6 separate regions of the Mus musculus genome follow, and all the other regions are linked to region 1. Evidence: chromatin loops called from intact Hi-C (ENCODE). Cell type or tissue: left cerebral cortex. All regions are shown on one strand. Region 1 overlaps Sfta3-ps (surfactant associated 3, pseudogene). Region 2 holds the start of Nkx2-9 (NK2 homeobox 9). Region 3 holds the start of Foxa1 (forkhead box A1). Region 4 has its middle 71 kb from the start of Sfta3-ps. Region 5 has its middle 9.3 kb from the start of Foxa1. Region 6 has its middle 150 kb from the start of Gm22296.

Region 1 (4,000 bases):
CCTTCCTAGGAGTGAATTCCACCCACCCACCACCCACCCCCCCCCCCCAGCCAGGGATCTGTTCCAAATTTGATTCGGAAGATACAGAAGCCGAGCTGAACGGGGGACCTGTGAGCCCCCATGAAAGTTTTCCTGGTACCTTCTAGATGCTACTTCAGGATTACATGACTGATGACTCAGTCCTCTGTCTGTCTCCTGGCAGCTAAATGGGACTATTGGAGAGCTGCCAGGAGGGTAGGTAGCCAACCTGCTTGCCCTTGATTGTGCCTGCCAGCTTTTTAATAACAGAAGTAGGGTCAAGTAAGCGAAATCACCAACGGAGGAGAGTATTCTGAGAATGCAAAGGCAGCTAATGTCCTTCCAAACCTCAGATGGCTGGCAACCTTTGGCAGAGTAATCTATGATTTGTGGCACCTGACCCTTTCACTGTGACTGTTATCTCTGTATTCACTAGAAACATATTTACAGAATCTCTCCATTAGCAAAGATGCCTTGCGTGTGATTACCCAATTGTCATGGTCACACTAGGGTTTTGATACAGATCCTATTCACAAATGAAAGGGTCCACTAAACTACACACAGAGCCGGTTTAAAGCTGGGATCCTCCCTCAGTAGTCCATCAAGATTTCTCTTGGTAGATTTCAGACAGATTAGCACTATAGCCTTGCCCCCTTTCCCTCTTTCTCTTAAACTATATTCTGTCTTCCACATCCAAGCTCAGAAAAGAATTCCTGAATTATTTTTGGATGCCTAAACATTCTTAATGATGTTCATAGTAACTAGCAATAGCAATTGTCCTAAAGAATTTCTTTCTAAAACCAGTAAGTACTGCTCTACACTTAGTACTTAACACTTAGTGTAAGCAAGTACTTCCTCCTTACTTAAAGAATTTCAGCCACAGTCTCAGTTAACTTTCTCTTTTCGTTCTGACGGACTCAAAAACAAAGGGGAAAAAAATTAAGATCTCCTCCCTGGGCAAGTAGTCACAAAAGAACTATTTAAAAGTTAAAGGGTGACCTTTAAAAGTGGCGCGGGCCTCTTTCGGATAAAAAAAAAAAATGGTATTGAAGCCCTCCTTGTTAGAAGTCCTCACTTTACTTTCTGTGCTGGCTGTCTTTAGTATTAGCTGGGAAAGGCAATTTAGAAAAGAGAATCAAATGAACTAAGAGCAAGAGCCCTAAGTTGTGGAGCAAAATGGGAGAAGTCGTGATTCTGAATCCTTGCTATCTCCCAAGAGAAGAAATATTGTAAGCAAATCAAAGTGGCAGCCTTACTAGATTAAACAATGAAGGTAATAAACTCCCCGCCTATCTTGGTTTCTACTGACTTGACAATAACTGCAGGCTACCCCCTTGGAGCGGCCTAAGGACTAAATAGCCCAGATCTGGAAGGTTGAGTGACCAGCCCCCCCTCAGCCTGGTTGGAGGCTTTGAGCCTCTGGAGCGTGGCGATCCGAAGAGAAGCCAGCTCCATGTTTGAGAATCCTTGGTTGACTTTAGGGAGACAGAGAGCAGAAACCAGCCTGGCCGCTACCGGTGCAGAAAAGGACCTGGCCAAGGAAGACCTGGTGCTGGCCAACTGTGGGCAGCCCAGCCTTAGGCCGGAAGCTAAACCCAAATCCCAACCAGCGAGGATTGCCCCACCCCATCCGACCTCCAGGGAGCCGGGTTAGCCTGAAGGCAACATCCCATCAGGCTCCGGGACTGTGAGAACCGGTCCTCTACGGTCCTGAGCTACGATGATGGTACCCTGATCCATCGTAAGAGGACCGGCGCGGTGCCGGGTGGGTGTCCACTGCCTGGGGCTTACGCAGGCAGCAGCCTTCGGCGCGCACTAGCGAGTAAACTCCACGTGGAGCTGGGAGCAGGCGCCCTGGTTGGGACTCCCCCCACCCACCCCCGCGTGCTCTCCGGGCAAGGGTGCCCCTCTCTGCTGGTATCCTCTGGACGCGGTCCGTCGCGACCTGAGTTCAACCCCTGGAAAGATGATCGCAACTATAGCGAGCAACAGGAGAGGAATAATTTAAATGGGGGAGGGGAAGGGCAAGAGGGCCAGAAAGAAAGCTCACAAGAAAATCCCCCATCGCCACCAAAACCGTTTCTAAGAAGTCCTGAGGTATTATTCCTGAAGATTTCACTTTAGACGCTGGAAAAAAAATTATTCCACTGCTTTTAATTGAAGTAAACAAAGTGCAAGAAATCCTAACTCAAATATGATTGCAGTGAGATTAAGGTCTAATTGCTTAGGGTTCAGGTGGAATCTGCAGGCTAAATCCTACAGGGCCAATCTGAATTTCTCAATCCTTCTGTCAAAAGGAGAGCGCTGAGAGCCCACACGCTTCCTAACAAGTCATTTTTAACAGTTACAAGCTTCGCACAAAGACCACACAGGGCGTCTAAGAGATGCAAATCTAATCCCTGGTCGTTCTACAGGCCTTCAACAAAGATGTGCTAAACCCTAATAGAAAAGAAATCAGTTCTCTGTCACCGGTCCCTGGTAAAATCTATTAGAGAATGGACAGAGCAGCATCTACAGCAGTTGCTGTAAAGGTTAAGGACAACTACAAATAAGAGAGACCCAAGTTTTGTTTTCCGTGTGAAATATCGGGAGACGCTAACCCCAAGTGAGCGACAGGATTCGATCCGTGGCTTCGCATTCATTTAAACGCTAGAAACAAACAAACAAACAAACAAACAAACAAACAAACACACACACACACCACACACACATTAAGACTTTTGAAGACTCCGTTTCTGAATTTAGGAGAGATGAAACAAATTCGCCCAAAAGATGGAAGGAAATCTTTGCTTCCAAAAGTATCAAAGACTAGGAACGGGAAAGGCAGTGTGAGCCACATGCACTCCGGTCGGTGGAGTTGTTCCCCAGAGCCTGGTAATTCCACAGAAAAGCCCGACGGCCGAGCCGCCCCAGTCTGTGCTCCGGACGCGCACGACCTCAGGCCACTGGAGCTGAGCGGAAGGGCGCCCACGGCCCGCAGCCTGGACCACTTCCCTCCTTCCCAGATCGGCCAGCACCGCCGCCATCCCTCCCGGAGACCTCACCCTGCTGGCCCCGCCGGCGCAGAGCGAGCCGGTGCTTCACAGCCGCCCAAGCGTCTCAAATGAGCACTTCGGCCGGTCACCACCCAAATGAGGTCCTTATTCAGGCAGTCAGTGTCATGCTGGGGTATTTAAAAGGTTGTGATGCAGCTAAAATACTTCACAGCGTGTGTGACCCTTAAAATAGAAAGGGTCCGGGTGCCCCAGCGCTCCAGAGATGCCCCCTAAGGGGGCCGAAGTGGGGTGGGGACTTCCTTGTAGCTGCATAGAACCCTCCCAGTAGGCCCGAACAGTCTTTGGGCTCAAAAAACTATGTGCGCCCCGCGGAGCCAGCTGGCCCTAGCCCGTTATTTTGTTGTCATTATTGTTTGGTTAACTGTTTTGTTTTGGGGTGGGGGTCAGCCTCTGCCAAAACACCGCCCCAAAGGATCAAGGTCTTCCATCTTGGGAAACGTAGAACTCCAAAGTGGGGGCTATGATGTGGGATCCTGTCTCAGACCCAGGGGATCTTCCCACCCTGTTCCTAGGCAGCTGGGTGGCCCTTCATAAGAGAGTTCCCTCCAGGTCATGCTTGCAGGAATAAAAGGGTTCAAGTCTCTTCAAAAGCATGCCTCCCGACTTGGGAGGGGTGTAATGGGACATATGTTTCCAAGAAAGTTTGTTTGTTTCCACAGAAGTTTCCAGAAGCCATTTTCTTTCTCTCTTTCTTTTTCTTTCTTTCTTTCTTTCTTTCTTTCTTTCTTTCTTTCTTTCTTTCTTTCTTTCTTTCTTTCTTTCTTTCTTTCTTTCCTTCCTTCCTTCTTCCTTCCTTCCTTCCTTCCTTCCTTCCTTCCTTCCTTCCTTTCTTTCTTCCTTCCTTTCTTTCTTTCTTTCTTTCTTAAAAAAATGTGGGTTTTTTTTTATTTTTTGTTTTGTTTTTTTGTTTTTTATTTAAGAACCTA
Region 2 (4,000 bases), 92 kb after region 1:
CCATTCCAGGTGACAACCTTGATGCCTTCTCCTCCTCCTCTTCCTCCTCCTCCTCTTCTTCTTTGGACAAGAAATCGAGGACCTTTACCAAGCCTAATGCTTTCTCTTCAGACCTCATCAGGGGCCTTGTCCCTGTTCCTGGACCAACTGGACACCTCTCTCCTCTCCTCTTTCTGAAATGGGTTTCCAGAGATAAGGTCACAGCTTCAGAGACAGCGACTGCCTGCCCTGGATTTCCTCCCTCACTATATACCCAGGAAAAGAACAGGGGCAAACCAAGGCCTGGAATGGAAAGGAGATCATTCCGTGTGTGCACTGCTGACTGGACTCTTACTAGCCGATCGCACCCCAGCATAGCAATCCTAGCATTACCCTCTTTCCCTAGGGTAGCCTGGAAACAGTGCCCTGGGCAGGTCATTCTGTGGCCCTTTTTATTTCTTCAATGCCCTCCCTCTCCAGTCCCACCACTGCCGGGTAGAGGAGGCAGGAAACAGCACATTGAAGCGCTCATGGCATTAACTGTATGTTCCAAGTTCCTTGCTTCCAAGCTCCTCAATCCTCAAGTCCTGGAAACAGCCTTGAGTCAGGACCCTGCTCGAGGGGCAGGATAAGCTTTCAGTCTTGGAGCCAGAGACTAAAGAATCTCCAGCTTCACTCTGCAGAGCTACCCAGATCGCCTCCGTTGCCTCTCCTACTCCCTTTCCTCCCAAAGTCTTGTTGGGACTTTATTCTGACCTACAGTATAAACCGGGGATGGGTCTCAGTGTAAATGGTCTTTCCACCTCCAGCCAAGGGAAACCAGTTTCCATCCCTTTAGTGGTAGGAGCGCCAGCGACCCAACCCTCCACAGTATAATCTAGCGCAACAAGTCAAGGGGAAAACACTCTATTTCTTTTTTAAAAATAAGTTGCTTCATACAAGTCGCTATTTTAAAATATACAAATAATGCTCAAGAAATAAAATCTTGCTCTGGGACTGGCGCCCGGGCAACCATTCCGAGTCTTGGAGACAGTCCCTTGTGTGTGTGTGTGTGTGTGTGTGTGTGTGTGTGTGTGTGTGTGTGTGTGTGTTTGCCGGTTAGGGCAATCCAGGGACCCAGGACTCAAGAAGGGCTCCTGCAAGGGTCACCTCCTGACTTTGGTGTGGCTGTAGCTCTACTGCGGCGGACCAAACAGCAATGTCCCAAGTCTAGGGTGGCTTTAGGCACTCCGCAGCAGCCTCACCAGTTCCAGGAGACCAGAGCTGGTGGTGCTAAGTGCTGGTAGGCTGGGAAGAGGCCAAGCGCCGAGCCCGGTCCGAAGGCGGTGTAGCCTGGCACCGGACACGCAGTGGCCAGGCGTGCGCTGCACTTGTCCTGGGGCACCGCAGAGGTCCCCTCACCTCTGCCGTTGTTGCTCGGTGGCCGGTCGTGAACCAGCACGGGTACCACTACGCGGCGCAGCAGGCCGGGAGCGGCGTGCAGATCAGATGATGCTGCCATATCCGAAGGCTCTGTGATCCCAGGCGCTCGCCCTCGCTTCAGCTTGTAGCGGTGGTTCTGGAACCAGATCTTGACCTGCGTGGGCGTGAGGCGCAGGAGTCGAGCCAGCTGTTCCCGCTCCGGCGCCGACAGGTAGCGCTGCTGCCGAAAGCGCCGCTCCAACTCCAAGGTCTGGGCCTTGGAGAACAGCACCCGCCGCTTCCTCCTCTTCTCCGGGTCGGAGCCGGGGGACTCCCGCCTGAGCGAAGCCAGCTGCGACGAGTCTGCAGGGCTTGTCTCCAGGCCGCTCTCGTCCGAGGCTGGGAACCACAAAGCAAAGCAGACGTCGCCTGGTGAGAGGCCAGCCTCTACGGGTGTCTGGGACCTGTCTCCCACCCTCGTCTCCACCTGGAGTCCCAATTCTCTTGCTCCGGGCTTTGCGACCCATTTGCTTTGCTGTATTCACTTCTGGGTACCCACGTTCCCTACTCTTACCTCAACCATACTACAAGAGTAATCGGCAGACCTGAGATGATGCCCCAGAGAAACCCACCCTGGGGTCCTCTTAAAGGAATCGCAACAGTAACTGAGCTGGCAGACTAGTTTCCCACAAGCTGAGTCACCCATACCGGCCACCTCTGATTTGAAGTTTGCAAAGCCCTGGGACACAAAAGGAAGGTTTCAAATCTTTAAATATCCCGGTCTTTTCGGATCGCCAGACACCAAAACCACTACCTTCCTCAGCAGTCCAGGACCAAGATCTACTCTCAGGATGTGTGGACTCAGACGCACCACCTGTCTGTTTGAGGACCACAGAGCTTCGCGCTTGCTCTAGGGTCGAAGGAACCTGATTCTGGGTTGGGAATCTCCACTCTCCATCCCTGACCCCAGAGGCTTGGCTGGGTCCCTCCTCCGCACTCCCCACCCCCGGCCGCAGTCCTGGCTCACTCACACAGGTAGTGGCTGCACTCCGACTCCAGCCAGGCAGCAGTCTGTGGAACGCACGTCTGTTGCTCGCGCCTCACCCTAGGCTTCGCATCCTGTTCAGGTAAATTCAGGAGGCTGCGCACCGTGAAGCCGAGGCGTCCAGAGGTGGCCATGGCCGAGGAGGGGAAGAAGGTGGGGGGCAGGGTAGGCTAGGGACCCAGGGACAGCTGGGGACGCCGCTCCTAAGGATGGAAGTGCGAGGCGCTCGCCATGCGCTGGCCTTGAGACGCCAGCACCTTTGCGGGAGGAATCCCTATTTATATTAACAGCCCTTGCTACTCGGAGGGCTTTGAAAACCGCAGTCGGGGTGTCCAGGGTTTTAAGTACCTGAATGAGTGCTGGAGCGAAGCCGGGGCAAGTCCGGAAGGTGCCATCTCCGCCCCCCCTTCCCCCGCCTCCCGCTCCGCCCCGCCCGGCACCCGCCCCCTCTGCAAGACTACCTCCCAGAGGTCGCAGGAAGCTGGCCTGGTATTAGCGATTGTCTGATTAGACCAAAGTGGGGACAGATAATGGGGATTGTTACCAGTGAATAACATCTTGGGTGGCGAACAGTGACCATGGTCCTCCCAACTGAGCCCCAGCTTCCTTCTCCTCTCAGGCTGACGTGGGGCCTGGGCTGGGTGGTAGAGCTGGGGAGGGTGGAGCGACTTTATTATTCCTTGTTTGTTTTTCCCCGGAGCTTCCCTGCTGGAATGGTAGTTTCTCATAATTATTTGGAAAGTGATTTATAACTACGTTAAACTGGCGCACTTTTTTTTTTTTTTTGGTAGCATTCCTTAGATATCAGAGGATGGCCTGGTCTTTCCAGATGTCTAGGGCACAGATTTTGCAGGAGCCTACATACACACACACACACACACACACACACACACACACACACTCACCACACACAGTCTGAAAGGTCTGGAAGCCTGTGGGAGAGCTTGGGACCTGTGTCTGTCTCCTCAGGCCAACAAAACAGCCAACATCCAGGTCCCGAAATGTCCATCCTGGTCTGGCATCTATGGACCCTGAGTCTGGGACTCTGGCTGAGCTCCTCCATTCGAGGACCCAAGGGAGGTAGCAGATTTTAGGGTGGCCTACCAAAGCTTCCTTGGTATTGTCACTAGGGCTTCGTCCCTGCCCTTCATCTCCCAAGTCGGTGCCAGTTAGCAGCATAGGAAGGGACAGTGAGCGGTCTGCATTACTCACTGCTCACAGTGTAGCAGACCACACCACAGCTGCCCCGTCTGACATAGAATGGGCGGATAGGCAGAATTAGCAACAGGCCTGCCCAAAAGAAATGTGCCTGGCAGGAGATGTCTCCCAGATCCTCTAGTCACCAAGGGAACACAGATAAAATGATCCACGTGGAAGGCGGGTGAAGGAGGTAGGAGAGGGCAGAATCCGGCAGCAGCAGGCACATTCTGTTGGCCTTTCTAGTCTTCCTCTGGCTCCAGTCTAGCGCTAGAGTGCGGTCTCAGAAGCCTTTTTCTATCCAGCTAGTTATTTGGGTACCTGGTTTCTAAATTTCAGGGATGAGAGCTACATTTGGGTAGCCGCATCTGAAAACCG
Region 3 (4,000 bases), 1.0 Mb after region 1:
CGGGACTCAGGCCGGCCCCTAAGCCCGTGTTGGCGTAGGACATGTTGAAGGAAGCCGGGGTCATGTTGCCGCTCGTGGTCATGGTGTTCATGGTCATGTAGGTGTTCATGGAGTTCATAGAGCCCAGGCCGGAGTTCATGTTGCTGACAGGGACAGAGGAGTAGGCCTGGAGCGGAGACAGCGAGGGAAGAGGCCCCGAAGGGCGGGGTTAGTAGTGTGCCCCAGAGTTTGGCTGGCCCAGGGTGAGCCCGGGGCGAGCTAACAGCATTTCTGCAAAGCTCCGGAACTCCCCAGCCAGGGCAAACTGTTAGGCGCCTTTTCCTGACCACGCAAAGATGGCTTACATAGCGGGGGCGTGGGGGAGAATCCTAGCGCTGCAAGCAGGAAAGATTAATGCTCACAGAAAATATGTCCCCGGGAAGATGCATAATCGCCTTACAAGCCTGGATCAGGGGCTGGCTTTTAAGGTCCCTTCATTTCATCCACGGCAGGCTAGATCCAAGGATCCAATCCCAGACCAGCCTAGACAACTTGCCTTTTGGCCCGGTCAATTTTGAAATTCCGAAAATAGAATTTATGTCGGAGCCCCTGCTTCTTCACTTCACCCACACAGGCCTGCTTGAGTGATCAACCGGGTACCAGCTAGACACCCACCCTGTGGAGGGCTGGCAGGCACCGCTGATCGCACATCGGGATGCATCGTGCTGGCTGCTGTTAAACTCTCACCCATATTGGCCTATTTGTCAATATGACCCTCCCTCCGTCCCAATTACTCATCTCCCAGCAACTGGCTTTGTCTTAAGAGTTGGTGCCAAAGATGACTTTCTGTTATTATATTTAGAAATGTTTTCCACCTACTTGTAACAATGATAGTATTTTAAAAAAGAAGCAAACTTATCAGTTAAATAAAGTTCTGGGAAAAAAAATAAAATGAAAAAAAAAAAAAAGCTGCACACCAGAACAACGCGGTGCATACAATTAACTTTAGCGTGACTTTGCATGTATAGCTCTTCACGCTATACAAAACCTCGCGTTAATTCTGTTACCTGTTTGTAGTCCTCTGGCAATTGAAAACTTTGGTAACACAATTCACACACACACACACACACACACACACACACACACACACACACACACACACACCCTGTAACCGATAGTTGCTGCTGCTCACACCAAAGCCTAGGCTTTAGAGCTATAGTTCGGACCAACTTAAAATTCCCAAGTGAAACTCTACTTGCTTTCTCTTAATGCTATTCTGCTTCCTAATTCTCAGCTTTGAGATGTAAGAAAGCTCTTTCTATGGGGGTCTTCTCTGGTGGGCCGAGGTGATTGCATCAAAATTAAACTCCTGAAAGTGGTCTGAGCGCCTACTAAAAGTTATCGGTAAGCGAAATCTCCATCCGTAGCAGTCGAGATAATAACTAGGTGGCTAAAAAACAAGAGTCCTGACGTATAACTGCTTATTTGGTAATCTAACAGAAAATATTGACGTCCTTAAATTTATGTTCATCAGCAAATGTAACTCCATGTGAAACTATAAGAGATGAATAGATTTCAAAAAGAAGACTCAAAAAAGAGATGGTTCCCAAAGAAACACAGAAACGAATAAATAAATCGCCGCGAAGGTCTTTTCGGACTCTGTACTTTTCTGTACAGATCTTAAAGTACTTTGGGATTTATTTCTAGTCCTCTCTCCAAGATCGCACGAGGCTTTCTCGGTAAGCGCTTTCGATAACGGTAATTACACTTTTGAAGGTAATCGGCAGCTGTTTCTAGAAAATACTTTCAATAGGTAGTGGCCCTGCCTGTACCTGATTCTCCTCGCAATGCTTTTGTGCACAATGTAAAATAAACCCAGTGAACATGCCACCAAGGGGACAATGAAGAGAAACAGGTTCTTGGCCCCGAGTTCTGGAAAAAGATTCTGTTCGCACTAGCGCCACCCAGCGGTCCTAGAGACGAACGAATAGACACTTTTCTACAAATGGCTTTTGAAGAATTAAGTTTTATAAAATTTAGAAATCATTCTTTACGAAAAACTCCAACTTCTGCAACAGATCATTTTTATCCAAAGACGTCGGCTAATTACATGGTGTGACCGAGAGGCCTCCCGGTAAGCGAGCACCGACTCTCTCAGTTATTCTTTACTCAAGCCAGAGCCCGCCTGCCCGCCCGCGGCTCCCGGGGCTGGGCTCCAGCCCCGGCTCTCTAGCGGGCAAAGACAAGTGCTTCCCTTCCGGAGCCCGTGTTTTCAAAGCCCAGAGTTTCCCAAAACTCTCCGCTGGTTGCAAGCGCCAGGACCCAGCGGGCAGCGGGCTGATCGAGAGGTCGGGTGGGGGCCACACTGGAAGCCGCGCCTCGGGCGAGCCGCCCCCACCCCGCCCGCCCCAGTCCGGGCAGGAGCCCACCTCGCCTGAGTCTCCCCGGACACCGACTCTGGGGACGCCCCACCGCCTCCCCGCCTCTCACCTCCTGCGTGTCCGCGTAGTAGCTGTTCCAGTCGTTGCTCTCATGCCCTTCCATCTTCACAGTCCCTAACATCCTGGAGCCAGCCCGGCCGACACAACCATCCAACCCTGTGCGGAGCGACGGGCGGGTGCGCTGCTCGGGGCGGGGGAGGGGCGCGGAGCCGCTGCGGTCACCGGAGCGCTCGAGGGCCCAGCGCCACCCGGGCGAGGAGGAAGCCCGGCGCTGCGGGGCGCGGCGTGCGCGGCGGCGGCGGCGCGGCGCGGCGGGAGGGGGCAGCGCCGGGGACAGGAGGCGGCCGCGGAGCGCGGCGCCCGGCAGCGCCTCCGCGGGAAGTGAGCGGGCGGCCTGTGCGAAGCGAGTGCAGTTGAGCTGATGTGGATCTTACGTCGCCGGAGTGCCCACCTCCTCGTCCTCTCCCCATTTGTCCGCCGCACAAAGACGCTCGCACCTACAAAGCCCGAGGTGCACCTGTGAGGCGGCCGCCCGCCAGTCCAGCCGCCGCGCCTCCCGCCCCGCCGCGCCAGCGCCGCGCGCCCCCCGCGCCCCTCCCGCCATCCCCTCCCCCAAACCTGGCCCTCACTTTGTTTACAAAGCAGTATAATTGGTTTAAGCCTCGCGGCTAGGGAAAGAGGAAAATAGGGCGGGTGTGTGTGTGACCCCCTTTGGAAAAGGAAAAAAAGAGAAAGAAAAGAAAAGGAAAAAAAAGAAGAAAAGGAAAAATAGGCGGTGCCTTGGAGGACAGGCCAGGGCTCTGGACCCAAAGAGCTGTGCTGCGGGAGAAGGACCTGGGTGGTGGCATCAGAGCTACAGCGCAAGGATCGTGCTCGCTGAATGACCCCGAGTTCCCTCCTAGAGGTGCTCACCACCCCCTGGACCTTACTACGACTCCGCTCTTGGTCCACTTGGCTCCTTTGCTCCCCTCATCCTGATTCTTGACCCAAAGTTCAACCCTGGAAGACTACCCCTACTTCCCGGCCTTCGGGGCTTGGAGAGGGGAAAAGCCCCACTTTTGCCTCGTCACTAGAAACCCAGTCATCTGAGTCAGCCGAGCAAAGTGACGTTAGGCCGACCTGGGCTCCTGGCGAGCAGAACGGAGGCGCTGCCACGAAACTCGTACCTGCGGCTAAGAGCAGGTGAGTCACAGCACCGTTTTATATTTTTATGACATAACTTTTTTTTTCCGCCTCAGTCCACTCCACTCCCCTTGTCAACTGCAGCGATCAGAAAGAGGAAGAAACTGCGCGCAGATGTTTGTGTGATAAGGCAGGCGGATCCTAGTCAAGCCTGCCTCTCTGCCGGGCTCCTCCTCCTCCTCCTCCCCCCCTTCTACAGCCTCTGGGACCAAGCTAGAGGCGACCGTCTGGTTTCTGATAGAGAAAGGTCAGGGGGAGGGGACATCTTCCTAAACACCGGCATAAACTGGGAGTGTATGGGCCTGGGTGCTGGAACGCATCTGCCACGCTAAATGAGGTGCCAGCCTGAAGCTGGAGTCAGCCCACAGAGGTGCCTGGTCGTCTCTGAGCTGGAAGAG
Region 4 (4,000 bases), 62 kb before region 1:
GAGTTTGGAGTTTGTCGCCTCTTTCCTCAGAAGAAGGGCTCAGGAGAATTTAGCAGTACTCTATTGTACAGTGGTCTCCATAACAGCAGTAGGAGATCAACGCTTTTTCTCCTTCTTAACTAGGACTGGGTGAGTTCCTGGTGACAAACTAGCCTAAATGTGCATTTACCAGCAAATTGATCATTGTCTTGCAGATGTGACAAACAGCCATGGGGGTACACATAGAGAGTTGAGACCTCTGTGTCTTTGCACAAACATTCTCCACAGACACAAATCAGAAGAACACAAATAGCGAGAGAGGTTAAATTTAGAAAGAAAACAAAACCTCCTGAGATAGCCACAGCATCTTCTTAAGATCACCATGCGCTATTTTGGCTAAGCCCTGGAACTGGAGCATCATGGGTGCTAGGACCGAGCTGTTTTCTTTTCTCCCCCCCCCCCAACCCCCAACACAGAGACAGTGAGAAGGAGGGATGCCCTGTCCCCCTTCTCTTTATCTCAGGTTTTGCTTTATCTAACCTCCAAACTAAACCACCTTCAGAAAGTAATTAAACATCCTAACTTCCTCTTGCTAACCCCCTCCCATTATCCAAACGCTTTTCATTACAGTTACAAATCTACACTTGGAACCAGCCAATGGGGGGTGGGGGTGGGGGTGGGGGACGGGGAGGTGGGGAGAAGGCCTTCAGTGAATGCTCATTGATTAATTGATTTGCAGACTATGTTAAATCATGACTGTTAGCAGAAACAATAGGAACAAGATATAATTTGACTGAGTGACAGTGTTAACAGTGAGAGGTTAAGGAGGGCAAACCAGGGTGCAGGGGGTAGTGGGGATTGATGTGAAGAATGTGGGGGCTTTGGGAAAACAGTATCTTGTGAGGAGTAGGAGATGGGAACTGGGTTGATTGGCCTGCAAAAGATAGGGGTGCCCTCAATGCAAGAATTTTTCTGCACTGAGCTCTAAAGAAAAAAAGAAGAAAGGCGAAGGATACAGAGAATAAAAAGCCATTTGATGTGAGGTGAAGAGGGAGGATTAGGGGGAAGGGGAGGGGGAGGGGAGGGAGGAAAGCTGCTACAAGGGAAAGCAAAGGAAGGAAAGGAGTCCGGCTCATGTGTGACTTAATTCAAGGCTGGAATGCTTAGGGTTCCCAGGGCTTTGCTCTTACCACAATGCTGTAAAGAACATCCTTGGATGGGTGACAGCTTTGAGTACCTTTGAAAATTACTGGGGGGGTTGGGGGGGGATGGACACATGAAATCCCTTACTTTTTTTTTTAAATAATTTTGTGATATTGTTATTTCATATCACCAAATGCCATTGCTTTTACGGTTAAAGGGAAATAACATAGGGAAATTAAATGGAAGAAATTCTTGAAGCTGTGACTATTTCTTGAAGAGTATCCAGCTCTGACATTTATATATAAAACAAGTTGTGGTTAACAAGTTTTGTTTTTGGTTTTTTTTTTCCTCAGTTCTCTTAGGAATGTCGTATCCAGTTTTGGAAATGGTTTCATCTCTTCAAGCGTATCTGATTTCGGAAGTCCATCGTCTTTAAATTCAGTTCTTTGCTTGATGCCTTCAACCTTTTCCTCAATCTAAGTTATTTTTTTAAGCTCTATTTCAATTATGTTTCTAGTCCCATGTCTCCACAGAATGGGAAAGTGTTTTCAGCAGTGAATTGGGCTGATAGAAAGCAGATCCCTTGGGGCCAGAGAGAGGGAGGGGGTTCCCAGGGGCCAGGGACTTATTAGGTGGTGGGGCTGCTCTATGTGGTTACGGCTGTCAATTCATCAAAATTCACCCTTCTTGGCTGAAATGTCCCAGAGATGAACCTGTCTTGGTAAAATGATTTTAAATAGCATTTATAATAAAACAAACTAAAACTTTTGAGTTTTTGTTGTTGATAATTATCTAGAATACTCCAAAATGCTTAAAAACTTTATTTCTTCAAATGAAAAAGAACTCCTGAAACTATGTCATGAGATGTATATTAAGGTCTGAAGAACTGAAAGGACTGTACATACTAAAATGCCAATTTTTTTGGTATCTATTTGAAGCTGACATTAAATGAAGAAAAACATTTAAAATTAATTTCATTCAATAATTCTTTCCATTTTCTGAGGCGGGGGAGCAGAGAAACATCATTCTGGTATTGCTATTTTGATTAAAACAAATATCCATTCATTCATTAAAAGTTTTTCTCCTATAAAGGAATTCAATTTTTTTTTGATTGGTGCTAGACTCACAGACAGACAGAAATAAGCTGCCATTCTTCCATTTGATAGCCAGACGCTGCCAGTTGTAGCCAAGGCAGTCATGCTGTTAAATTAGGTCTAATGAAGGAGTAATTGCTTTAGATATAGTGAACCATTTGAAAGAAAACAAGGATTCTAATTGATTTGCAATTTGTTTGGCACATTGCATTGTCCTCGGCTATTGATTAGTCTTCTGGATTTCACACTGCATGCGTTTCCCTTTATTAAGGGAATAACAGGTTACTGATTACTTTCTTTCTGGGTTTAATGTAGCGGTTAATGTCTACTTTGTTCTTGTGTCATGTCGCAGGCGAGGAAGGAATAATAGGCAAGTGGGTGGCCCTTTGCTAAGCAACTTCCCTGCTGCTCTGAGCTGTGTGCTCCTAGACGTGCTGAAAAGCAGATCGAGAAAAGGGGTTAGAATAGCAAGACTGCAAGTTAAGGCCTGAGTCAGGCTAGACCCAGCTCCAAACTTGGCTTTCCCCTCCCAGTCAAAGCAGAGAGTGGGGAGAAGCTGCTGGCGGTAGATTTGCTCTTAGACCGTTTGAGTATTTGTAGGCAGCATATGAATCTACACGCATTGTTTCGATTAATGGGCGTGCATACTAAATGTGTGCAGATAAGTAATATTTGAGGAGGACGTCTTGTGGCTCGTTTCACCCTTAGGGAAGTGACATTTTGTTGGCACCTGGGAAACACTTGTTGCTAAGGTGTCAATACGATCATCAAAATGGCCCTTGTGTTTATACCAACTGCAGGGGAGGGAGAAAAAGTTCTCAGGGCTGCAGTCATTTCATTGCCCTCAAAGCACAGCGGGAATTATTAGCTTACCCCTGCGTGCCCCTTTGTTTTCCTAGGGCTTTGCTCCTCCAGCAGATACTCATTTAAGGCGAATCCGCGGCTTTCTGAAATGTGTTTTGCAATGGTGCACAGAACAGGCGCTCACTTAGCGGATCTAATCCTTTCACAGCTCAGCTTGTTAATGTAGCAAACTGCTGAAAATGGGAAATGGATTCTTTAATGAGACCAGTCCTTTCGTGGCTTTATTCCCGAGGTCCAACCCCCAGGCTTTCATTCAGCTCCCCCCACTCATCCTCCCAAGCCAAGCCCAGGCACCCCCCACTTCCCACCCAGCAAGCAACCCATTTTCCAGCACTCAATCCCATCTCTAGGCCCCTTGCCTCCCTCTCCTCCTTCCCAAAGCCCTTGGAAGCTCACACATGACAAAGGGGCGTGGGGAGTAAAATTCCCTGTCCATCAGTCACCTCTGTGTTAAGTTGAAACCATCTTTTCCTGAGCCCAGAAACTGCATCCAATACATAGCTTGGCTATGCTACCCACATTTTATATAATTAACATTTTCTTTCAAACAGCTTTTGTGCTGTTGGATTTCATAGCGGTGCTGACTGATGATTCAAAAACAGAACAATGAAAAGTTACCTTGAGTTTTGGTTTAATTCCTTACCCCCGCCCCCACCATGTCTGCAGCCATCTTTACTTCTCCACGTCTCCCCAGAGGTTTCAGACTTCAAGAGAATTCCACTTGTTTTGGAAGTAAAATTTAGGTGGACTTATAAAGGTCAACTTGGAATCATAATAGGAATGCCTGTAGTTTTTATAGTTAATTTAGAAGAGAAATAATGAAGTCAGTTTGTGTCCATTTTGTTTGGAAATTGTTCTGGAAAGTAAATTATATGTTCACAAGATCAACTCTTCTTCCGTCCAAGTATTTGTGTGTGTGT
Region 5 (4,000 bases), 1.0 Mb after region 1:
AGGACAGAGGGGGCCGGTAGCTAGGGCCCTTGGGCGGCCTCCTGCCCGGCGCGCCCCGGAGGCTGGAGGCCGCGGTGGAGCAGAGTAAACACGGCACTGCGGGGCTCGCCCCACCCCTGCCCGCTCCGGGTCGTCGAAGAGCCCGCGACCCCGCCCTGGGGTGCCCCAGGCTGGACTGGCGAGCTGAGGCCGCACCCTGGTGCGGGTCCCTTGGAGCAAGCCTGGCTGTCCCACCCCGTCTGGCTGGTCCCCTTGCACAGGCTAGAGCCCTGCTTTGCTCTTTTCGTTGGCCAAGCACAATTGTGTTATTGGAGATAATGAATTCAATCCCCATCAAAGGGCATTAGGCTTGCCCGGGCCCTGGAGTTGCTGGTGCCTTTTTTTTTTTTTTTCCCTAGAAATGAAAGGCTGAGGAGGAGAAGAAAAAAAAAAAATCTCTGGGGGAGCCTTTCCCCTGATCGCTGCTTTTGAAGTGAAGGGGCCCGGGCATTGTTGTTCACCTCGTGGCCCATAAGGCTGAAGAAAGCCCGGGCTTTTGATGGGCTGAGAACCGCCTCGGCAATGAGCACTACGGGCCAGGCCGCAGTTCTGCGGGCAGCATATGTCTCAGGGCACCCGGAACCCGTCTGGCGCGCAGGACCGTGGGCCTCCTCCTCCCAGAGGAGCTGGGACTGGACCCAAGGCCAGCACCCAGAGGCGGGAACCCTGGGGTCTGCCCAGGGCTGAGATCCAATTTGATGCCCCCCCACGGATTTGGTGGAGTGGCGCAGGGGGTCCCTTAGAGTAAGCCTTTAGGAGCCAGAACCGCCCTTCCTTCTGGAAAGTAGAGGCCTTGGTGAGGGCCACAGATCCAGCTGATCGGAACCATTCTTTCCGCACCCTAGACCCCAACACAGTTGGCTGAATCCGACTGCAAAGGTGTGCACCTCAAAAAAGGGACCTCTAAGGGTTTTCCACGGGGAGTGACGGACACTGGACCCCAGGAGCGTGCAATTTTCTCACACAGCCAGGAGGGCACTGGCTCACTTTTTAAAAAACAAAAACAAAAAAACAAAAAAAGCAAAAAAAAAAAAAAAAAAAACTTCTTGAAGGCATTTATTTTCATTGCCCCAATGCGAACTGACCCCACCTGGATCCATCCTCTCACCCTTCCAGCCCCCCACCCCCTCCTCTGAACTCTTCGGTCCCAGGCTTGGCCACAGAAACCTTAGGGCTCCTGTCAGGGCCCTCCCTACCTCGGACCTCCTCCCTCTGCCCGAAGGATCCGGGTTATCCGCCCCATTAATATATTAGCCAGGCATAACACAAAGGAAGCGCGTGTCGGCAGAAGGCCTTGTGACTCCAGGGAGAGGCCAGGAAACCTGGACAATGCCCTGCCCACTTCACCGCACCTTGCAGACCCAGTCAGTGTATCCGCCTCCACCTGAAAAATGGTCATAACTGGGCGTCTAGGCGTGAAGCTCAAAGCTCCTAGGTGGAACCCAAAGCTAGACAAATGTCCCACCAAAAACGTTCCAGCCGCCTAGTTAGTGCAGAGAAAACCGGTGTTGGGGAGCACAGAAGATACAAGACACTGATTTCCTCCCTCCTGCGTAAAGGACCCTTAAAATTACATCCATAAACGAAACAAACCTCCACAGAGACCCTTACAGTCTTCTCATTCAATCGACGTTTTAAAAATAGCTTCTCGATGTCAGAGAAAGGGGAAAAGAAGAAGAAAAGGAGAATCTGAGGCGGTGATTGGACAAGCAATAGGGGAACAAACTTCAGAGGAAACGGGAAGAACCCCAGACTTCTACTTTCTTTGATTATTCCCAATTTCCAGGCAATGCTTTGGAGTGGAGGGGAGAATTTCCAGGTGGTTTCTCTTAGGTTCAAGGGCTTCAGGGCCCCCCTATGTGTAATCCTTAAGAGGAGTTTGGGAAGGTAGAAGGCGACTTTATGAGTAGAACTTTGAATCCTGTTTCCCCGGGTGCCCCAGGTCAGGTTCTGTGTCGGATTTCAACAGACTAGCATCTCACCTGGATTCTAAAGCCCGGAACACAGCCCTTTCCTCCCCAGATTTTAAGGGATGATACCCTGCCTCGAAATTCCAAGTCCACTGCAGTTTTAGCGCACTCCAAAGTATCCTGAGGTAGCATTTCTAAGCCTCCGCTCGCGGGGCTGCAGAGCTGTGTGATCGTAGCTATAGCAATTGGAGAGCTAGAGAGAAATAGAGGCAAGAAAGTCAGTAAAAGTGAGTGACTTCTCCCTAGGTCAGGTTTTAAAATGTTTGGAATGAAAATGTGTTTTACAGGTGACAACTGAACTTCTTAGGTATTCTCCAGTCCCACACTGCTGGAGGAAAGGGGGCGGGGGTGAGGCTTGTAAACCCAGCTGTGCAAAGTTCAATGAATGGAGCTGGCCTGGGAGGGAAAAAGAGAAATACCAATGGCATCATTATGTCCCAAAGTTAACTATTTGGAAGGTAGAGGAGACTTAAAGAAGTCTATGTTAGATGTATTTGGACAGCTAACTACTAACCTTAGGTAGAACTAATGTGGCTACTTTTTAAAATGTCTTCTCTATGCGGTGGATTGATTCGAATGACGTTCTGAGCTCTGCTATGCTATTTTGCCCTTACATTCTTAGTCTCCTGGGACTCTCTTGAGGTGTAATTACACTTTCAATTTGGGTAAATTTTATACCTAAATTTCAACATAATTTGATTACCTATTTAGGTCAGGGTGGCTTGTAATAATCTCTTCTTGCGCTCAATTATCTTGAACCAAGGGGCATTTTCTAACTGCATTTGGTTGTAAAACACATCCACAATTCAAGCAAATAGTTAATTTTCAAGACAATTTTTAAAAGTTTATTAAATACATACTACATAATTTAAGCAATTTTATTTTCAATGAGGTTTTTTCCCTCTTGACATATTGAAGTGTCACATTAAAATACATTATAGCTAAATGTTCTATGATATTACTGCTAAATCAACAGAAAGCCAATTGATCTTGGGGAAAGGTTAATTAATTTGGGCTACAGGTCTCCTACTTTCGTCTGTAATGAAAAGAATTTCTATTGATCAAGGCAGGTTTTTTTGTAAAGAAACTTAATAAGCATTTTTCCTGGAACTAAGATCAATATTTTAAATGCCAAAACAACAGAATTTCCTAATTTTATCATTCTTGGAATTCTCTCCTGTCGTGGTTCATTCAAAACGGTTAAACTCGAGAAAAAAAAAATGTTTAACAGTTTCAGTAAAATCCGCCTTCTGAAAAAAGAAAGCAGAAGTTAAGAACTTCACTAGCATATGCTTATTTTCATCGCTTATTATTTCCCATCCGTCTTTCTGAAGTGTGGGAGGCCACTAAGGGACAATAGAAATTGGATTTTATCTTTGAGATTTGAAGGTGATCTCGGCCGATCTCACAGAAACCGGGCTGAGCTGCCTTCTGCTTGGGAACACTTCGGAGTTTTTAGTTGCGCTAAATAGAATTTCCTTATCTTGGGCTCTTTTTTGTTTTGTTTTGTTTTCAATCAAGGTTTAAAAGGGTTTCAGAGCTGAGCTTCTAAACACAAGGTGAAAGTCATTATTGAGGCTCCCCTCCCAGGAAGGCGCTGCACTCACTACCCAAAGGCCTTTCGGTGCTACTGTTTACTCCGTGGCGTGGCGGATCCCACGGCCCCTGGAGCTTTCCACTTGGGTCAGTTGGAAGCCTTTTCCCTCCTCGCTGCCCCCGCTTCCGGCCCCTCCCCCATCCCGAGCAAAATTCAAAAAAAAAAAAAAAAAAAACCACCCTCAGCTCTGGCCATTTACTGAGCCCTGGGCGCCCACTTTCTGGAGGATGAAGCAACAGTGAAGAAAACAGGACCCGGGGTCTAAAACGGGGTGAGGGCGGAGGACGCCCTGGTCGTTCGCAGGCGGTGCTCTCGGGAGGGTCCCTGCGCGCCGCTGGAAGCACAGATGTTTTCTTCCTGGCCCGGACGCGGCGCCCTGGCCGGGCGATCCGGC
Region 6 (4,000 bases), 460 kb before region 1:
TGCATGTTTTAAGCAAGACCTGTATGCCCCGCCCCCACCCCAACTCAGGTCCATTACTGGGGCACCTGGTGAGTCCACCTATCTTTGCTGAGATATGGGTATCCAGCAAGATGGCCATACTTGATGAGGGCCAGAGCCCGTGCCCAACCTGCCAGCGTTGCTGTGGCGAGCACTTGTCTGTGTAGCGCTGTCTTAAAGCAGCCCCACCAAATCCCACCTAAGTGGTCAGAGCACAAATGAGCCTGCCGGTAGGTAGTCCTACCCTGTTCACGAGCTCTTTCAGAACAATTTCCATTACTTTTTTTTTTTTAAATACTGTTTTTGGCAAACACTTGATACTTGAAATAAAAAATGCATGAGTCACCTACTGGGGTAGGCTCAGTGTGTGGTTCATTGAATTTAGCTAAATCGTGAGCCATCCATCAATAGTCCTCTTGGTGAACATACTTATAATAATTTCGCACATTACAAACAAAAATAGGTATGATTTTCAAGATTCTTGAAGCTATTTCCCTTAGGGATTCTTTGGATTGTGTTTAGTGCAGTTTTGTTTTGCTAGGTGACGGCCTTGTTTACAGACAGATCCAACACTTGTCTCTCATGTGGTGAAGGCACTTCGCTTTGGACACATCCTGGAGTCCTGAGTTAGGATTAAGAATTAAGGATGGTGTTTGTTCTTGACAGATCACTGACTTTTCAGATTAACTTTGGCATCTGAAAATGACGCCCCTTCTCTCGGGGGAGTCTCAGAATGGCTATCGAGTGCTAGAATGATTTTTAGTCTGTTGTCTGAGGGAGAGAGCAGGGCAGAACCAGGGGGGTTAAGTGTCTGCCCACTACCGCCCCCTGTTGGGCCTTACTCTCCATTGCCCCAAATCAGTGAGTGCTAGCATTAGGGAGTCATGTGATGACGACGACGACGACGACGACGACGACGACGACGACGACGACGACGACGAAGAAGAAGAAGAAGAAGAAGAAGAAGAAGAAGAAGAAGAAGAAGAAGAAGAAGGTGGTGGTATTGGACTTATATCAATTTTTAGTTGGCTGGATTAAACTAAAAGCGACTTGTCAAAGAAACAGAACAAAAGATTTCTGGGTTGAGAAATCCCTACTTTCCTCCAGTGACTGCCAGAACCAAGCTGTGACTGAATCACTAGATTGCTGTCCTCTTGGGGAGTAAAACCAACCCCAAGGTGATGGTGGTGGTGGTGGTGGTGGTGGTGGTGTGCTGACTGTCCCAATTCATTTTCTCTTTCTTTAGTGCAAAGCAAAACTCACACAGGACTTCTGTTTTGTAATAGAAGCAGGATGTTTTTATATGGGTATAAGGTATGAAATCGAAGTTCTTCACTATGCCTGGTGTATGCCTGATGTATGCTTGGGTCTATAGGGTGCACAAGGGTGGTCCAGCAACCTGGCTGGGGCATTTTCTTTGTTGTGACACACACCTCACCTTTATTCACTTTTTCCAGAATCGCTAAACGTTCAGGAAAATTGTGTCACTCTGGGTATCTCATTCCTCTCCATGAAGCATATAAAATAGATGGCATCCCACAGTGGTCTGGTTTCCATGATCACTCTAATTGCCCTTTCTCCAAAGATGCTAGTGTCGGGGAAACGTAAAGACCAGGCACCCGAGAAATGCAGCGTTCAGTCGGGAAAGCAATGTATACTAATTCAAGCATTCAGTTGGTTAGTGCCTCCTAGTAGCTCAAGTCTCAGCTGCGCGCTAAGCGTGCCGCATGAGTCCCCGCGGCCAGCAGATGGCGCACTTGCACAGCCCACATATTTTTCAGGCTCCCAAGACAAACAGCATTTATTACCATCCAGAAATAACATCAACGGTGGTTTGAACCAATTGTAACATTTCCCAGGCTACTGAAATTATGGCGTACCGTGAGCTGAGGCATTTGCTAATATATAAAATTATTAGAACGATCACGAATCTATACTACTTTCTGGTGTTAATTGTCTCTTTCAACTAGGCATCAACAAGCTATTTATAAATGAGATGATGTTTTCAGTTAGGGAGAATTGTAAATTGGCGAAGGTCAAATAATTTAGACCGATGTGTTGTCTTTTAACATTGTTACTTCCCTTGCTCTTCCTGTTTCTAATGTCCACCTCTCTCCGTGGCATGCACAACGTCCGTTCATTGGTGTGTTGACTAGGGACCTGGCAGGAGGCACCCGCACACGTGGGTGTGTTTTACAGGGTCACCAGAACCCCTGGCCTCCTTAGGCTGTGTTAGAGTGGTCAGTTGTGATAACACCTCTTGTTTGCTTCGAAGGAGACATAGTTCTGAGTATTTATGGGCTTTATTTACCGAATCCTCCTGATAACCTGCTAAAGGCGTCAGAAAACTTAGTAACCTGCAAAGAATACAAACAGATACTTGTATTTTTCTAGATATCTTAAGTCCATGCTTTTTTTTTTTTTAATTAGTTTTTGGCTTGGATATTTTTCAGCCTTTGTGTGTGTGTGTGTGTGTGTGTGTGTGTGTGTGTGTGTGTGTGTGTGTGTGTGTGTGTGTTGGATCTTCTGGAGCTGTAGATGCAGGCAGTCTTAGGTGTGATGAGTTGTCAGTACTGAGAAGGGGGCGTGGGTCCTCGGAAAGTGCAGCAAATGCTTCGAACCACTGAGCATTCTTTTGAACGCCAAGTCTTCAAGTCGAAGTGATGGGAACTTAGAAGCTTGTGTTTTATCATGTCAGCTTGGCCAGAGCCACTTTTGTTGGCTAAGAGAAATTCTGAGGAATTCTCTCTACAATCTCAGGGTTTGAAGAAAAAGTTCATCAGAGATGGAAAAGAGGTTGTCAGAAAGGAGGAAGGTTGGCAGATCCGGGACTCTCGTATGCAATACCTTCTCAGACCTCCCTGGGCGGGTTAGCCACAAACGAGTGTTGGTGGTGATGGAGAGTTTTGCTCTAAAATATATTTATTTCAAAAGCACACATATGGGACGCTGCATGGCAGGTTCATCTAATCTTTATTAAGATGGTGATGAGCACTGTTTACAGATGAGCGGACAGTAACTAAGGTACAGGCAGATTTTTGACTAGTCTCTGGCTTCCGATCTGGCTTCCGGTCTGGCTTCCGGTCCATATTTCTGACCACTGCTTTCCACATACCCTAGGTAGTAGATTTGCTAGCAGAGTGGAAGCTACTTAACCAAGGTCAGAGACCAACTCAGACACTTAGATGTTGATTCACTTCTAACAGAAATGCTTACATATAAATAACTTCTAAAATTAAAAAAAAGAGAGAAAATACCTAAGTCAGATATTAACTGGCAATATTATTATATTGCCCTTGCCTTTCTCTTCACCTTTTGTCTAAACAAAAGAGCAGACATGACTTTTACCATTTTGGGTCTGGTTTGCTTATTTCTTTATTTTGTATTTCTTTTCAACATGATGACCCCCCCACTCCCATCCATTTCTCATGAGTTAATTCTTCTGCATAAATAAATAATAAATAAATAATATCCCACATGCACCTTACATTTTCTGTACTCATGCATTGGTACCTAGACCAAAGCTTTGGATTGTGAATAGCATTGGGATAAACATAGGCATGCAGACATCTCTGTTGTATGTATCCAGGAATTGGTGTCGCTGGACCCTGAGGTCATGGCTAGTTGTAAATTTTTCTAAAATACTTTTTGTATGCATGCCTGTGTGCATTTTTGCATCCAGAGGTGCGGGGTGCATGCATGTGTGTGGTGCATGGAAGCCTGAGGTCAACATTGCATGTCATTCCTCAGGCGTTGTCCAGCTGAGTTTTTGAGACAGGGTCGCTCATTAGCCTAGAACTCTCCAAGCAGGCTAAGCTGGTGGGCCAGCAAGCCCATTGGCTCTGCCTGGCTCTGCCTGCCCACTGCCAAGGTTACGCTCATTATGTCCATCTTTTTAATGTGAGTTTTAGGGATCAAATAGGATTCCAAGGCTTACACAGCAGCATTTTACAAGCTGAGCTTTCTCCCCAGCATTCCCTAT

What was found. Hi-C counts contacts between places; a loop is a spot of excess contacts. Peaks named below come from ENCODE experiments on the same cell type or tissue, not always from the same donor. Only the 100,000 strongest peaks of a DNase experiment are listed, where the experiment ranks them.
Region 2: a loop joins it to region 1, with 2.3 times the contacts of the local background. A loop is called at or near these places in 2 of 42 quality-filtered maps.
Region 3: a loop joins it to region 1, with 5 times the contacts of the local background. A loop is called at or near these places in 7 of 42 quality-filtered maps.
Region 4: it touches region 1 in a loop (2.3-fold over the local background); 2 of 42 quality-filtered maps call a loop at or near these places.
Region 5: it touches region 1 in a loop (7-fold over the local background); 14 of 42 quality-filtered maps call a loop at or near these places.
Region 6: it touches region 1 in a loop (4-fold over the local background); 19 of 42 quality-filtered maps call a loop at or near these places.

The regions. Positions count from the first base shown.
Region 1 is chr12:56,518,183-56,522,182 of GRCm38, forward strand. All of the region lies in intron 1 of Sfta3-ps (surfactant associated 3, pseudogene), which reads right to left. Among named protein-coding and RNA genes, the nearest start is that of Sfta3-ps, 9.2 kb to the right of the region's middle. RefSeq lists an enhancer at 2,237-2,444. In left cerebral cortex, no CTCF peak of the experiment used is centred here; a DNase peak (open chromatin) is centred at 2,441.
Region 2 is chr12:56,610,501-56,614,500 of GRCm38, forward strand. Nkx2-9 (NK2 homeobox 9) reads right to left here and starts at 2,784. Exons shown (of 2, transcript NM_008701.2): 1 at 2,412-2,784; 2 at 893-1,779. The coding sequence starts at 2,559. The coding sequence ends at 1,220. All of the region lies in intron 3 of Gm26973 (a long non-coding RNA gene), which reads left to right. In left cerebral cortex, no CTCF peak of the experiment used is centred here; DNase peaks (open chromatin) are centred at 1,527 and 1,843; H3K4me3 peaks cover 377 bases.
Region 3 is chr12:57,543,195-57,547,194 of GRCm38, forward strand. It overlaps Foxa1 (forkhead box A1), which reads right to left and starts at 2,917. Exons shown (of 2, transcript NM_008259.4): 1 at 2,470-2,917; 2 at 1-166. The coding sequence starts at 2,541. It also overlaps a transcript of Ttc6 not described here. In left cerebral cortex, a CTCF peak has its summit at 1,949 (motif pointing left); DNase peaks (open chromatin) are centred at 647, 1,416, 1,721, 1,898 and 2 more places; H3K4me3 peaks cover 317 bases.
Region 4 is chr12:56,456,505-56,460,504 of GRCm38, forward strand. No RefSeq gene overlaps it. Among named protein-coding and RNA genes, the nearest start is that of Sfta3-ps, 71 kb to the right of the region's middle. In left cerebral cortex, no CTCF peak of the experiment used is centred here; a DNase peak (open chromatin) is centred at 2,393.
Region 5 is chr12:57,534,849-57,538,848 of GRCm38, forward strand. No RefSeq gene overlaps it. Among named protein-coding and RNA genes, the nearest start is that of Foxa1, 9.3 kb to the right of the region's middle. In left cerebral cortex, no CTCF peak of the experiment used is centred here; DNase peaks (open chromatin) are centred at 1,619 and 3,442.
Region 6 is chr12:56,056,906-56,060,905 of GRCm38, forward strand. No RefSeq gene overlaps it. Among named protein-coding and RNA genes, the nearest start is that of Gm22296, 150 kb to the left of the region's middle. In left cerebral cortex, CTCF peaks have their summits at 810 (motif pointing left) and 1,757 (motif pointing right); a DNase peak (open chromatin) is centred at 1,761.